Linked DNA regions of Homo sapiens: region 2 is linked to region 1. Evidence: chromatin loops called from intact Hi-C (ENCODE). Cell type or tissue: Calu3. All regions are shown on one strand.

Region 1 (8,000 bases):
TTTGCATTCTTTGCATCAGGCTAAAATAGATTCTATAATTGATATCTCTCCCAGAGGAGTGTGACTTTCCATCTGGGATGGATTTTCAAAAATTCTTACTGGGAGCCCATAGAGTTGGAAGGACTCCAAGATTCTTCATCACACCATTGGTCAGGCTCTCTAGTTTCCTTCTCTGAAAGGTGTGAATATGACCTTTCCATTGGCCACCAAGGTTGCCATATTCAGCTACTTGCAACTGAGACACAAAGGGCTTTGAGGGAGAACAGCCCACAGAATTCTATTTGAGGAATGCCAAATGGTTCTCTAGGTCCCAGCTGGTACTGCTATCTCTTGCACAGTGCCTGAAATGTGCACAGCTATTTTTGGTGAGTTATAATATTATTGCTCACAAAGAAGTCTAATATTAAAGCAAAATTAACAATGCCCTTGGGGAAGGCAGAAAACTCTCGAATCTGCTTAGTTGTGTGATTCATGAAAATCACAACCTTTGTGCTTCAGTTTCCTCATCTATGAGATGGTAATAATAATAATATCTATCTCACACGGTTGTTATCGTATTAAATGAGTTACTATTTGGAACTCCCTAGAACAGTGCCTGGCTCATAGTATGAGCCCTGTGTTTGTCAAAAAACAAAACAAAACACAACAAAAAAAAACTTTTCTATCACTCAACTTGAAACAGCTCAAAGCAAGAAGCCTTTGAAAATGGGACATATAACAAATTTTCTTTAATTCCTTTTTCTTCTTTTGTCAGATAAGTGAGTTTGAATGTTTTTGTTAAACACTCCTGCCTCCTGTTAAAATGGTGAGAGGATAAACTCTGGGCCTTTCCTTTACATTATCTGTAATCTCTTCGATTTAGGATGTCTGAGCTTTGGAAGTGGGGAGGGCCAGGGAGTTGGGTTCTGGTGGATCTGGAAAACGACAGGATGAAGCAACACTTCACCAGAGCAAGGCTGAAGGTTTCTCTCTGGAAAGGATTTTTTTGTTTGTTTGTTTGTTTGTTTGAGATGGAGTTTCACTCTTGTTGCCCCGGCTGGAGTGCAATGGTGCGATCTTGGCTTACTGCAACCTCTGCCTCCTGGGTTCAAGTGATTCTCCTTCCTCAGCCTCCTGAGTAGCTAGGATTACAGGCATGTGCCACCACACCTGGCTAATTTTGTATTTTTAGTAGAGATGGGGTTTCTCCATGTTGGTCACACTGGTCTCAAACTCCTGACCTCAGGTGATCTGCTCGCCTTGGCCTCCCAAAGTGCTGGGATTACAGGCGTGAGCCACTGTGCCTGGCAGATTTTCTTAACATAGGTTATGAGGCATACAATGTTGGGCTGGGAAGAAAATGAGAGGTGAGGGATAACTTGGGAAGTTATAATAATTTTACAGTGAATAACCGTCTTTTTTTCTGGTAAAATATTTATTTCTTTCTTCAGCAAGATGTCTGTATCAGTTTGTCTGGGCTTCTGCTCTAAACTGGCCTCCCTCAGGACCCAGGCTAAAGGAGCAGCCTCCATGGGGCATGTTGCCAGTTATCACAGCCCAGGGAAGCAGGGCAGTGAATTGACCCAGGCTCTCAAAGCCTCCACCTGGAAGTGGCATATTTCACTTCAGCTCAGATGTCACTGGTCAAAGGATGGGCACACTCAACTGTAAGGAAACAGAGAAGTAAAGTCCTACCATGCATTTGACAGGATTATAGAATAGCTCCAATAGACCACATTTACATACATGTTTTGCCAGCCATAAACTCCTGGAAGGTAAAGACTGTGACTCGTTCCTCTTTGCCTCTCTCTTGGCAACAGCCTGCGGTAGAAGTGCAATACATGTTAGGTGACTGCCTGCCTGATTGTGGAACTTAGCAAGTGACTGGAACAAAATGGGAATCAAAGCCGGAAAACTATGTCTCCTGTTTCTCCTCCCCTTTTGGCACCTCTTTGCTTCTGCCAGGATTCTGACTCTGAAATTGATTGCCTCAATGATCCTGGACCATCATTTAGCTACTGTAATCCTCAGTTCCTGCAGTTGGAAAGGGGGAACATTATTACTCCCATGTAAAGATAGAGTAAGATGGCATCTCTGAAAGCCAGGGTTGATGAAGGCTTGTGCCTCTGGCTGTTGCCCAGTGCCCGCTCTGGGGACCTTGAGTGCCCATTGCCATATGCTGAGCTACCCTACTGGGGCCTGCTGTCCTCAAGTGAGGTCCTACATGAATAAAAATCTTTGTGAGAGTCTACCTTAAAGGTTCAGGCGTTGACTATATGTGTGTATGTAATTTATATTCAGGAATACAGGAGGTGGTCATGGGAGTCGGTGTGGGTCTCTGGGATATGACTACTTTTACATCATAATCCCAAGGAATTGTTGGTTAAATTGTGTTCAGAGATTACAAGAATACTGGGTTTTATTTTTTTGTTAAGTCAGATTTATTTAGGTATAATTGACATACAGTACAATTCACTCTTTTCAGTGTGCAGTTCTATGAGTTTGACAAATGCATGCAATCTTGTAGCCACCACCTCACAATCAAAATGGAGACCATTTCCAGCCCCCTTAAAAGTCCCCTTGGCCAGACTTGGTGGCTCAAGCCTGTAATCCCAGCACTTTGGGAGGCTGTGGGCGGATCACCTGAGGTCAGGAGTTCGAGACCAGCCTGGCCGACATGGCGAAACCCCGTCTCCACTAAAAATACAAAAAAAATTAGCCTGGCATCGTGGCACACGCCTGTAATCCCAGCTACTCAGGAGGCTGAGGCAGGAGAATCACTTGAACCTGGGAGATCGAGGTTGCAGTAAGCTGAGATCGTGCCATTGCACTCCAGCCTGGGCAACAAGAGCAAAACTCTGTCTCAAAATAAAATAAAATAAAATAAAATAAAATAAAATAAAAAACTCCCCTTGTGCCATTTGTGGACAGCCCCATTTCCCACCCATATCCCTGGCATCCATGGACCAATTTTTTTTTTTTTGCTTTTTATAGAATGTCAGTAAAGCTTTTCTGACCTTTGAACTCCGATCAGGTGATAATCTCTTTTAGCATCCTATAGCCCTTATTTCAATTCTAATTATACTGTGTATGCAATTATTTAAAAATTGTTCAATGTCTATCTCTTCTGCTAGACTTCTGCAAACATGTCTGAAGGAAGGAATTGCCTGGCCAATTCATTACTGTATCCTCAGCAGTTCCATCAAGTAGATGCTCAACAAATGTTTAGTGAATAAATGAGTGACTCAATGACTATAAGTAGAGTGCTCTAGGTCGCTACTGACTCAGCAAAAGCCATTTATTATTCAGTGGTATCAAATCTATCCTATTGTAAAGCACACAGAGACCTTATCATTCAAACATTCTTGAAGTGTATGGGTAAATATTTGGAGTTACATTGGATCTGAATACCAGCAATCAGAACCATCCTAGGCAATTTCAGATGCATGATAGATATATTCAATTAATCAAAAATAAGATGGAAACATTTTAATAACACTGTCTTTTGCCATTATTTTATACAGCATATTTAAAACTGTTCATTTCATAATTTTTACATTCCGTATATTTTGTAGCAGATCTGACATGACAGTGATGCTTAAGAGCAAGATCATGAAGTCTTCAAAATCTAGCTTATTTTCTGTGTGCTCATCAAGTTCAGAAAGGATCTCTCTGTATTTTGGCTTGGTTTCTTGTCCCTGTGAGAATGGAGAAATAAAAACCGAATTCGTTGTATAGACTTTAGGTTTACAGATCATAAACAATAATGTCTTAGTCTGTTTAGTGTTGCTGTAATAGAATACCTGAGACTGAGTGATTTATAAAGAAAAAAGAAAAATTTGGCTTACAATTCTGATGGCTGGAAAGTTCAAGATCAGGCATCTGCATGTGGTGAGGACCTCAGGCTGCTTCCACTCATGGTAGAAGGTGAAGGGGAGCTGGTGTATGAACAGATCACACAGCAAGAGAGGGGGCAAGAGGAGGAGGGAGGGTTCCAGGCTCTTTTAAACAACCAGCTCTTGTGGTAACTAACAGAGTGAGAACTCACTCACCACCCCCAAGGCAGGGCATTCATTTATTCAAGAAAGCTCTGTCCCCATGACTTCAAACACCTCCCATAAGGCCCCACCTCCAACATTGGAGATCAAATTTCAACATGGAGTTTGGAGGGGACAAACATCCAAATCATAGTAAATAATAAACATGTTATTAACAATAATAACACATCAAGTTGCCAACAATGCTACCAGTAAAACACCATGTGAAATCTTTTTATGTGTTATCTCCTCTAATCATCATAGTGACCTTATTGAATATATACCACTATTATCCTCATCCTACAGATGCAGTATCAGAGACAGGTGATAATTAAGAGACTTGCGCCAAGCTGGAAGATTTTGGTGTGGAGCCAGGGTTTGTAGCCCATCTACCTCTTGACAGCCCATACTCTTAACTGCTAAGCTATTCTGCCTTTTTTTGAACACACATATTATGTTTTTAAATTTTCAAAATACAATCTTTGTGTTAGGGAAGGTATCTTCTATGGGTTCGTTATCTAAGACTTAAGATTATCCAGAAATATAGAATATAATATGCTAAAAGAAAATACATGCTTTGAAAGATTATTTAGCTTTAGTTTGATTATAAATCAAACTATGTTCACAGTGTTCATAAATAGTCAGATTGAAGGAAAGCATCTTAATAGTATATAAATGGAGAGACTTTTTAATTTCAAATCACAGCTTGTGAAATATCTTCCCCAGTGACAATAAAAATGTTAAAGTCATTTGATTCACCATTATATTGAACCATATTTGCATTTAGTTTGTTCCCAAATGCTCACCCATGTGCTAGGTGTACAAAGCCATCACAGCAATGACTAAGGCACTTTGGGAATGATGCTACATTCCTCTTATAGGCTGTTTCTCCTCAAGAGGTCACCATCACCCTATCCATGAGGGCCAAGGGGAGCTCTCTACTCTCTCCCTCCAGGAGAGCTGAGTGTTATTTAGAAAGGGTCAGATTCCAAGACACAGGTAGACAGGACCACTTTACTAGCAGAATGGCACACTGTTTGCTCAGAGGTATGAGATAGGTATTGGTCTTCTTTTATTTCCTGCATATTTTAAGAGCACACCATTTTCTGAGGTCCAGTCCTCCTGGGGCATGACCTGTCACCTTTTTGTATCTTCCCAGTAGTGCCTTTAGGTGCTTTTTAAAATTCTATCTGACTGGCTATAAGGTGCTAAGATCCCCAAAACCATGTTTAGCCTTATGGGAAAGGCAATGTTCCCCTTAGAACTCAGGCCTTCGCCAAAAGAACCAGCTCAGTTTATCAGGGGACGCAACATGGGGATTGAGGAGAAAGCCCAGTTAGGAATGAAGTGGGCTCCTGAGCTTTGCCATTGACTCACGTGAATGCACCTGCCCTAGGGGGTCTCATGGGGCAGGGCGGTTGGGCCAAGGCAGCATTCTGACAGACATTGCAGAGAATGCCTTGGAATGAACTGTCCCCTCAAGTCCCTGAAATATGGCTCTGCTTTCATCTTGAGCAGAGGGCAAGATTACACTGAGGCCTGGGTGTGCCTGCTGCTAGAGAGATCCAGAAATTGGCTGTACTTCTAGGGTTTAGCCTACACTGAGAGACATGAGGCTGAAGGTGTCTTTCCTAAGGACCGGTTTTTAATTCTTTTCCCCTGGTGTTCTGAGAGGGATGATGAGTTACATCAAGATGGTGCATCCATTAGTTCTTCATTTTCATATGTGTTAAAAGCTTGCTGAGCATTTGCCAGGTTACCAGGTAATGAGCCCCCTTTCTGTCTGGCATATGGGCCCCATTTCTTTTGGCCTTGGATGTGGGCAAATGGTATAGGATTTATTTACCCATCCTTTCCTTAGACTCCCCAAAACTTGTTATCTCTTGATAAATTCTGCCTGATATTTCTGCCTGAAAAAGTAGCTTTCCAAAAAAAAAAAATCAGAAAAATACATGTTTAATATAGAACATTTAGAAAAAGTAAATTTAAAAAAAGGACTGTGACTGTAACCCTTTACCCCATTACTCAAAATAGCTAACCCTTATTAACATTTACTTCCGTTCATTTATCTGTGTATTACACTATATTCTCCCTTTCTCTTTTGAAATAATCACCCACTCACAGAAAGTTGTACCCTTGACTTAGCTCCCCCCAGTGGGTGACATCTTATATAACTGTAGTGCACTGAAACCATATATAGGTGTTTATGTATGTGTATGTGTGCATATATAGAGAGAATAATATCTTTTCAATATTTCAGAACAGATACAGGGACTTGGAGACTGCCTCTATGTGCTTTCTTGCTCTACCCATCAATAAATATTGATAGTTTAAGCTGATATGAGGCCCTCTTTTCCTCTTACACATTTTCCCTAGGCTGGTATTTTCCAAAGTATGAATATATACTGCCGATAGAATGTAATGCCATTTTAGGTGATGCAAGAATAAATATTAAACACTAAATAAGAATTGATAGTCGTCTATTTTTTCACTATTATTTTTTACTCTAATCCACTGAATTTACAATAAGAATAATGATACGGTGTCCTTATAAAAATTTACTTAAGTAGAGAGAAAACATAAAGGAAAAGTTCTAAGCAACACAGGCTATAGGCAGTTGTGGGAAAAATACTAAATATGGTATTCAATGACTGAAATTCGAGAAATATACCCTTAGGTGAGTAAGGTAGTAACCTTTAGGCCAGTGACTGATTATATACTGCTGACTCTCATTTCCATATTTTGAACACAGATCTCTATTCTCACCTTTGAACTCATCTGTCCTGTTGCTAAGTCTTCCTCTTAAATATTTCATGGACATCTAAACACTGACACAACCTAATGAAACTCGCCATCTCCTCCCTACCTCCATCCCACCTCAAACCTGCTTATTCTTTAGCCTTTTTCTTCTCTAGGAGTGGGAACACCACCATTCCTTTTGTAAGTCAGAAATTGGGTTGTCATCATTTTCTTTCCTATCCTTCAACTCTCACAGTCAATCAATTGTCAGATCTTGTTCATTCCACCTTCTAAACGTCTCTTCTATTTGTTTGTTTATCTCCATCTTCACCGCCGTAGTCTAAGCCATCACCATCTTTCTCTTGAATTGCCTCCCCACAGCTAGTTATTCCCTTTTTTCCTATTCCACCCCCAACCCTAGTCTGTTCTCTGTACTGCAGCTGGTGTAATTTCTTAGGCCTGGACGTAGACATAGTTCCTGGCTTCCTCTTGCTATCAGGCTATGCTTCTGTAAGATTTGGCTTCTCCTCGCCTCCCCAGCCTCATCTCTAACCACTTCCCAGCTACCGTCCCATCCCTTCTCACCAACTGGCCCTCCAGATCTCTGCTTGGAACGCCATCATTCTCACTCCCCCTTGCCTAGCTACCTCCTGCTTATTCTTCAGATCTCAGCTATACCTTAGTTTTCCAGGAGCCCATCTTTGATTACCTGCCCCAAGATAGTTCCTCTGTTTTACTCTCACTGAATGCTCTACTCTTTCACATCCTTTGACTATTTTTAATTACTTTTTTAGTGTATTTCTTTCTTCTGCTGGGGATTGCTGTCTTCACTGCATCAACTCCAGTGCAGCTCACTGCCTGGCATAAGGTAGGTGTTCAATAAACATTTGTTACGTGAGACAACATGACAGGGACCTGGAGCTGGAGTTATTTGCTCATTGGGTCAGCCATGAGGGTGTAGTTTCTGTTTCTTTATGCAAGTTAATTCTCTCACCTCTGCGAAATTCCTAAATTGGGTTTGCAGCAGATCTTTGGCAATAGCTTTTTCAAGTTTACCATCAGAGTCAGAAGAATTTCTGAAAATCAGAGCAGTGGTGGCAATAGCTTTTTCCAGATCTGAGCACTTCCTCAGAGCTAGGAGAGAAGAAATGTGGAATAAAGTATCCTGAGTTAGAAATAACCCTTCCCCAGACCTGCTGTTGTGTCTTCCAAGGGAACTGTAGGGAACCTTCTAAATCTTGGCCC
Region 2 (8,000 bases), 310 kb after region 1:
GTGCTTCCACTTGCCCTTGTTATGTCTTTGCCATCACCATGAGAAGAGCATCTTTACTAGTCTGTTGGTTCAAAGAGGACAAGGGACTTGCAAAGCAAACTCTAACCTGCAGTTAGGTTTGACATTCATGATGAATTATAAAGGCTTTGCCCACACAGCCCTAAAGTGGAGGTTTGGAAATTAGCCAGCAGTTGGATCATGATGTGGACGGATCCACTGGATGATTCAGGAAAGCAAACCCTTACCCTGCAGTTAGGGTTTGCTTTACAGAGCCAGCCCAGCAAAGCTCAGAGTGGTCCACTGAAATCCCAGTTGCCCCTTATTTATGCAAGCAATAGCAAATGATCATTGTTTTGATGTTCTGAATTTTAAGGTGGCTTGTTATGCAGCATTTTGTGGTAATCACTAATGAATGTACTCTATAAGACAGTTATTATTATTAATGCTCATGTTATTTGTGAGGAAACTCAAGCATAGAGAGGTTCTTCAGCAACTTGTTTAAGTTCTCTGGCAGCTTAATAAGTGTCAGAGCTGGGATATGAACCCAGACAGCCAGATTTCAGAATCTGTGTTTCTCCCTTTCATACATACAGCCTCCTAAGGAAACCAAGTCCTTCACATTTAAAGCATTAGTTGATCCAAAAGCAACACAAAGCTTGAAGTGCAAATAAATGAAAAACAAGTATCTGACAGCACTATATTTTTGTGCATTAAAATTCACACAAAAATTGGATATCATCTCACAAAGAAAATGTCTGTGCATGGAATCTTATCATATCATCACTCCTAACATTAAGAAGCCTGCTTCATTTGCCTAGCTGGAGGTGTTAACAGCTGAAAACGATGTAAAACTTAAGTTTTATAAGTGGAGGGGACAGTTTGCTTAAAGTGGCACTTGCAAGAGGAGGATCGGAATCATCAGTGAGTCAGGCAGGACTGTGACTGCCTAGGACCTGAATCATCCGACTGATCTGTCCACATCACGATTCAACTACTGGCTAATTCCCGAATCTCCACTTTAGGGCTGTGTGGACAAAGCCTTTTTAATTCATCATGAATGCCCCAAAAGCCCAGAATGTGATGCTTAAAACATAGTAGGTGTCAAGCCAAAGTCAGAGTTTCCAATTTAGCAGGTGGCCTGTGGCATCACTCATTCTAGGCAGCTTCACTAGATCCCCCTCCCTGTGGAAGAAGATAAATAAGGGAGATCCATCCCATTCCTAGGAAAGACATTGTAATTACTGTGGGCTGATAGCAACCCCTTACTCCTCTGAATTCCTGTAACACTCTATTTGTGTTTTTCTTACAAAATTATCCTCTCCTGTTTATCAGTGTATCACCAGTGCCTTGCACACTGCCTGGCACTTGGCAGATGCCAAGCAACTCTGTGTTAATGAATGAGCAAGTAGTCTGTACTGAGAGACAAAGAACCTGGAATGGAGTTGCTCTCCAGATTGCAGTGTCTTGTAAAGATTCTCCACCATCTTTACATAATATATACAATTATTATTTGTCAATTAAAATAAAGTTAAAAAGACAAAGTGATATGGTTTAGCTCTGTCCCCACTCAAATCTCATGTTGAATTATGGCTCCCATAATTCCCACATGTCATGGGAGGGACCCGGTGGGAGGTAATTGAATCATGGGGGCAGGTCTTTCCGGTGCTGTTCTCATGATAGTGAATAAGTCTTAGGAGATATGATGGTTTAACAAAGGGGAGCTCCCCTACACATGCTTTCTTGTCTGCCACCATGCAAGACATCCCTTTGTTCTTCCTTTGTCTTCCCCCGTGATTGTGAAGCCTCTTCAGCCATGTGGAACTGTGAGTCAATTAAACCTCTTTCCTTTATAGATTACCCAGTCTCGGGTATTTATTTATTAGCAGCATGAAATGGACTAATACATAAAGGATTCTCCATTGTTTCTGCAAACCTAGGTGCCTGAAGTATATTTGGGTCTTGTTCATCAATGTCCCCTTTTTTCTATTTGCTTCCCAGTTGCCTTTTAACAAATTCTCTGTTTACATCAGTTAGCTGGAACTGAATTCTGTTGCTTGTAGACATAGAACCTTAACAGATAAATAAGTGTTTTCCCAAGAGGTGATCTGTGGACTACTTGCATCTGAACCATCGAGCTTTATGATACTGATCCACAGTCCTCACTATAGGCCTCTAAATCAGATTTTCCAGCCGAATCTGCCGGTTTGAAAAGCTCCTCAGGAGATTCTTTTATTCACTTCGAGAACTGGGTGAGAGGATTTTCAAGAATCCTTCCCACATTAAAATTCTAAAATTGTACAGGAAAAAAAAAGAACAGCTCCTTGCAAGCCTTCAAGTCTTGATGATCAACTCCTGCTCACCTCTTTGGCCGCATTTCCTATCCCTCTCCCCTCAGTGCACACCACACCCCAGCTTTACTGGCATTCTCTCTGTTTCCACCCCAGGACCTTTGGACTTACTGTCCTCTCAGCCTGGCACTCCCTCCAAGGTCTTCACAGGGCTGGCTTCTTCCTTTCCTTCAGGTCGGCTCCCCAGAGAGCAGGTTTCATATTTTCCATCCCACATTGCCCCACAGCACCCATGCTGCCGATCCTAGCATCTTAGCAGTTCTCACTGTATGAGTCGATTATCATTCATTCTTTAGCAGTTCTCAGTATCTGAGTCAATTATCATTCATTCTTTCACTACTTCTTTTATCTCTCCCCCACTTAGAACTTCTTAAGTTCCAGGACAGGAAGAATGGGCTTTATCTTGTCACCACTCCATCCCCGTTGCCTGGAACTTTACTTGTGACATAGCAGGCAGGTTCTTAGCAAATATTATTCAGTAAATGAAATCTATAAATCTTAGATAATCTTTGAACGTTATCCTACATATGCTATTACTATAAAAGCAGTCTGAGAGTAATAAAACCAAATGTCACATTTACCTTCAGGAATTTGTCATCTCAGATAACATTCCTCAGTGTTATCACCCACTGCTCCCAAATTTGATCTCTATTGCCTGAAAAACTAAAAAGAGCTACTGTTTTAATTTCAATTTCCTTGTCTAAGGAAAACCTGGCCTAAATTTTCTTAAAGCAACAAAGAACCAAGAATCTTTGCTTCTTGGAAACGGGAAAGCGAGCTAGAATGATTCCCTACTAGGGTGCACTCACACTTGATTTGAAAAGCACACGTACCCTCTACTGGAAGTATGCAGTATTGCAACTTGAACTCAAACTGTCAAACACATTAAGCAGGGAATGTCAAATGTCCTGTTACCCCTGAAACTGGATGAAGTAAGCAGAGGAAAAGAGCAACACAACAACAAATAAATGAGCAGTACTTATGGTGCTTATCTGTTCTGAGGGTTAAATCGGCCAAGATCAATTGGGCGGATCACTCAGAATTCTGGCTTCTGAGATGTTCAGTGCATTTCCTCCTGTAAAACCAACGAAGATCAGGGACAACTGTTCACTTTAGGACAGTCTACTACGTAAATAGGACTAACTAGAGAAAAAAAATGCAAGAAAGCATAATGTCTGATAAGGGGCACACAGTCAAGAGAGTGAGGATATGACCTAAATGGAACCCAACTGAGGGTCAGATTCCTCATTGGTAAAACAAGGAAAGGATTTAGAATAAGTAACCATAAAGGAGCTGCACCTTGAACAGAGGTCGAGAAGTCACTAACTGATGGGCTCGGGGGCCAATTCAAGCTATAGACATGATTTGGCCCAACTATTAATTGGGAGGGACAAGGGTTCTCCAGTTTGCTACAGCATGTTTGTCTGTCTCCCCTGCACATACATGTATATTTCTGATTGTGGTGTCCATAGCAAGTGCAAGTGTCATTTCCATTTAGCACACTGCTGATTTTCTAACAGCCAGCCTGCTTTATGCACTCATTTTATTTGCCTGTTCCCTGCAGGCATTTGACTTACACTTTTGCCTAGTCCCTTTGGCTGTTTTGCATAATAGTGCAGTGTCTCTTCTCTTCACTGCAAAGTGCATGTGTGCATATGCACGCACACACACACTACACACACATACACAGGCATACACACACAGCTTTAGCAATATGGCTTTTCTTTCTCCTCCTATCACGATATAGTCTGAAGTCCCACTTGCAAAAAAAATATGAAGAAGACAGAGCTGTTCATCACTTGATCTCAATCCCCAGCACAGGGCTTGTAGCAGGTCCAATGAGAGTGAGATGTTGGTGTCTGGCAGCTGCCTGGGTCTCTATGAGTCATCTTTTCTATAAAGGCTGTATATATAGGGAATAGTCTCCCCTATAGAGTTAATAATTGTGTTTGTATGTGTGTGTGTGTGTGTGTGTGTGTGTGTAGAATAATATTAACCTCTACCTGTTTTCCCTTCCCCTTAATATTTGAAAATACTGTGTATAATTATAAGTGTGAAAATGTGTTCCTATTACTAAGATTCCTTTCCTAAAATGTCGTAGATGAGACAGTATAATGTAAGATCATGATATGTTAGCTCTTCTTATCAGTTAGCTTTAGTTTAAAGAGACTGCAAAAGACCTGCATTTTAGAAATACAATGCCAGGATATTAAGAAAAGTTATATTTAAATTTTGATTACCTTAAATGTACATGGACAACTCAGTGGATTACCTTATTTTTTGCATTTGCCTTTGTTAAAAAGACAAAAATAAAAGAAAGCAAATGAAACCAAAAGACAAGAATCAAAATTAAGTTCAAAACGGCAGTCTGGTACTCAGACTAGGTACAGCTGTACCTTCTACGCTTTCGCCACCTACTGGGCAAAGGGAGTTGATGCTCAAAATGAGTAGAAGGAACTTGGATTCTCCAGATAACAGAAAACCCTAAAGACTCCTCCAAAAAACAAATTTTATAAATTCAGTAAAGTGTCAGGATGCAAAATCAACATACACAAAATCAGTGGCATTTCGATGCACCAATAACAATAAAGCTTAGAACAAAATCGAGAAGGCAGTCCCATTTACAATAGCTACAAAAACAATAAAATATCTCGGAATATATTTAATCAAGGAGGTGAAAGATCCCTACAAAGAAAATTATAAAAGAAATAATTTTAAAATGATGAAAGAAATTGTAGATGTCACAAACAAATGGCAAAACATCTCTTGATTATGGATTGAAAGAATTAATGTTGTTGGCCAGGCGCGGTGGCTCGCGCCTGTAATTCCAGGACTTTGGGAGGCCGAGGTGGGCGGATCACAAGGTCAGGAGTTAGAGACCAGCCTGACCAACATGGTGAAACCCGTCTCTACTAAAAATACAAAAATTAGCCGGGCGTGGTGGCGCGTGCCTGTAATCTCAGCTACTCAGGAGGCTGAGGCAGGATAATTGCTTGAACTCGGGAGGTGGAGGTTGCAGTGAGCCAAGATCTTGCCACTGCACTCCAGTCTGGGTGATAGAGAGAGACTCCATCTCAAAAAAAAAAAATTAATGTTGTTAAAATTATCATACTGCCCAAAGCAATCTATAGATTTAATGCAGTCCTTATCAAACTACTCAATGTCATTTTTCACAGATCTATTCATATGGAACTAAAAAGAGACCAAAAGTCAAAGCAATCCTAAGCAAAATTAACAAAGCTAGAGGCATCACATTAGCTGACCTCAAATTATACTACAATGTTACAGTAACCAAAACAGCATAGACATATAGATCAATGGAACAGAATAGAGAACCCAGAAAAGAAACTACATATCTACAGTCATCTGATTTTTGACAAAGTCACAAAAAAGACATACTGGAGAAAGAATGTCCTTTTCAATAAATGGTGCTGAGAAAAATTGGATTACCACATGCAGAAGAATAAAATTGGATATCTATCTCTCACCCTATAAAAAACGAATTGAAGATGGATCAAATACTTAAATGTAAAACCTGAAACTATAAAAGTAGAGGAAGAAAACCTAGAGAAAGCTCTTCTGGCCATTGGTCTAGGCAAAGAATTAATAAACTAAGATGTCAAAAGCACAAGTAACAAAAACAAAAAATAAAGGGGACTTAATTAAACTAAAAAGCTGCTTCACAGCAAAAGAAATAAGCAACAGAGTGAACACACAACTTGGAAAATGGGAGAAAATATTTGCAAACTATGCAACCAACAGGTAACTGATATCCAGAATTTACAAGGAACCCAAACAACTCAAAAAAAACAACAACAAATAACCCCATTAAAAAGTGGGCAAAGCATATGACTAGACATTTCTCAAAAGAAGACATGTAAATGGTCAACAAGCATATGAAAAAATGCTCAACATCAACTAATCATCAGAGAAATGAAAATTAAAACCATGGTGCGATATCATTCTTACACCAGTCAGAATGGCTATTAAAAAGTCAATAAAATAACATGTTGGTTAGGACATGGAAAAAAGGGACCACATACAATGTTGGTGGGAATGTAAATTAGTACAACCTCTATGGAAAACAGAATGGATATTTCTCAAAGAACTAAAAATAGAACCACCATTCAATCCAGCAATTGAAATCATTACATCAAAAAGATACCTGTACTCAGATACCTGTATCATGTACCAGCACTATTCACAATAGCAAAGATAGGGATTCAACTTAAGTGTCCAGCAACAGATGCTTGGATTAAGAAAATGTGATATATACATACACACACACACACACACACACACACACACACACACACACACAATGGAATACTATTCAGCCATACACACGCAGACACACACACAATGGAATACTATTCAGCCATAAAAAGAATAAAATCATGTCTTTTGCAGCAACATGAGTGGAACTGGAGGCCATTATCTTAAGTGAAACAACTCAGAAACAGTCAAATACCACGTTTTTACTTGTAATTGGAAACTATATGATGTGTACACCGGGACATAGAATGTGGAATAACAGACTTTGGAGACTTGGAAGGCTGGAAGGGTGGAGGGTGAGGGATGAGAAATTATTTAATAGGTACAATGTACACTATCCAGGTAATGGTTACCCTGAAAGCCCAGACTTCAGCACGACATAATATATCCATGTAACAAAACTGTACTTGTATACCTTAAATTTATACAAATGTTTTTAAAAGAACAAAGATTGGCATATATTTAGCAATAGTATATGAAAAAGAAAAGGATGAGTGTTGAATTCAGACAAAGAATAAACAGGTTTTTATAAACCATCTCTAATGGTTCAAAAGTAGCCTACCTCCTACTAAAAATCACATAGAAAATTCTAGAATTTATCAATAGCAACCATACGAAAATGTTTTTCAAGCACAATCTTTGCATTCGTTATTGCCAAATCACACCACTAATCTATTACCTGCAAGTCTGAATAAGAAAAGAGTAATCATCAGTTAAGAAAATAGTTGTTTAAGAAAATGGATTACTTAGGGTCATTTAGAAACTTTTAAAATAATTGATATAAACTAGGTGAAGTACTTACTCTGTCCCAAACATTGCATTAGTTACATTATCTCAGTTAATTTTTCTCAATTTTGTGAGGTAAGCCCTAGTATTATTTTTATTCTGCAGATGAGGAAACTGAAGTCTAGATAGATTTAGCACAGTATATGGCTGCACGAAAGACTGTTTCCTTCCATAAAATTATTCCTTAAATAAAAGGAAATAATCTTATACTCATATCCATAGAATATCTGTCAACTTATAGATTACTCCATCGCCCAGTGCCATTTGGGGAAGACACAATATTTCTGAAATAACCTCAATTAATCCTACTTAAATGTTTATTAAGGCAAGCCGACAGAGTTGGTAAAAAGAGAGGCAAATAAATTAGCTGGGTGTGGTGGCTCATGCCTGTAATCCCAGCACTTTGGGAGGCCGAGGTGGGTGGATCACGAGGTCAGGAGATCAAGACTGTCTTGGCTAACATGGTGAAACCCCATCTCTACTAAAAATACAAAAAATTAGCTGGGCATGGTGGTGGACACCTGTAATCCCAGCTACTCAGGAGGCTGCGGCAGAAGAATCGCTTGAACCCAGGAGGCGGAGGTTTCAGTG

What was found. A loop is a pair of places that touch in the nucleus more often than their neighbours do. Peaks named below come from ENCODE experiments on the same cell type or tissue, not always from the same donor. Only the 100,000 strongest peaks of a DNase experiment are listed, where the experiment ranks them.
Region 2: it touches region 1 in a loop (10-fold over the local background); 8 of 110 quality-filtered maps call a loop at or near these places.

Annotation. Positions count from the first base shown.
Region 1 is chr3:63,659,614-63,667,613 of GRCh38, reverse strand. SNTN (sentan, cilia apical structure protein) reads right to left here. Exons shown (of 4, transcript NM_001080537.2): 3 at 7,750-7,889; 4 at 2,402-3,677. The coding sequence ends at 3,519. Among named protein-coding and RNA genes, the nearest start is that of SNTN, 11 kb to the right of the region's middle. In Calu3, no CTCF peak of the experiment used is centred here; DNase peaks (open chromatin) are centred at 4,923 and 6,173.
Region 2 is chr3:63,346,545-63,354,544 of GRCh38, reverse strand. All of the region lies in intron 2 of SYNPR (synaptoporin), which reads right to left. Among named protein-coding and RNA genes, the nearest start is that of SYNPR, 72 kb to the right of the region's middle. In Calu3, CTCF peaks have their summits at 3,203 (motif pointing left) and 4,782 (motif pointing left); a DNase peak (open chromatin) is centred at 4,744.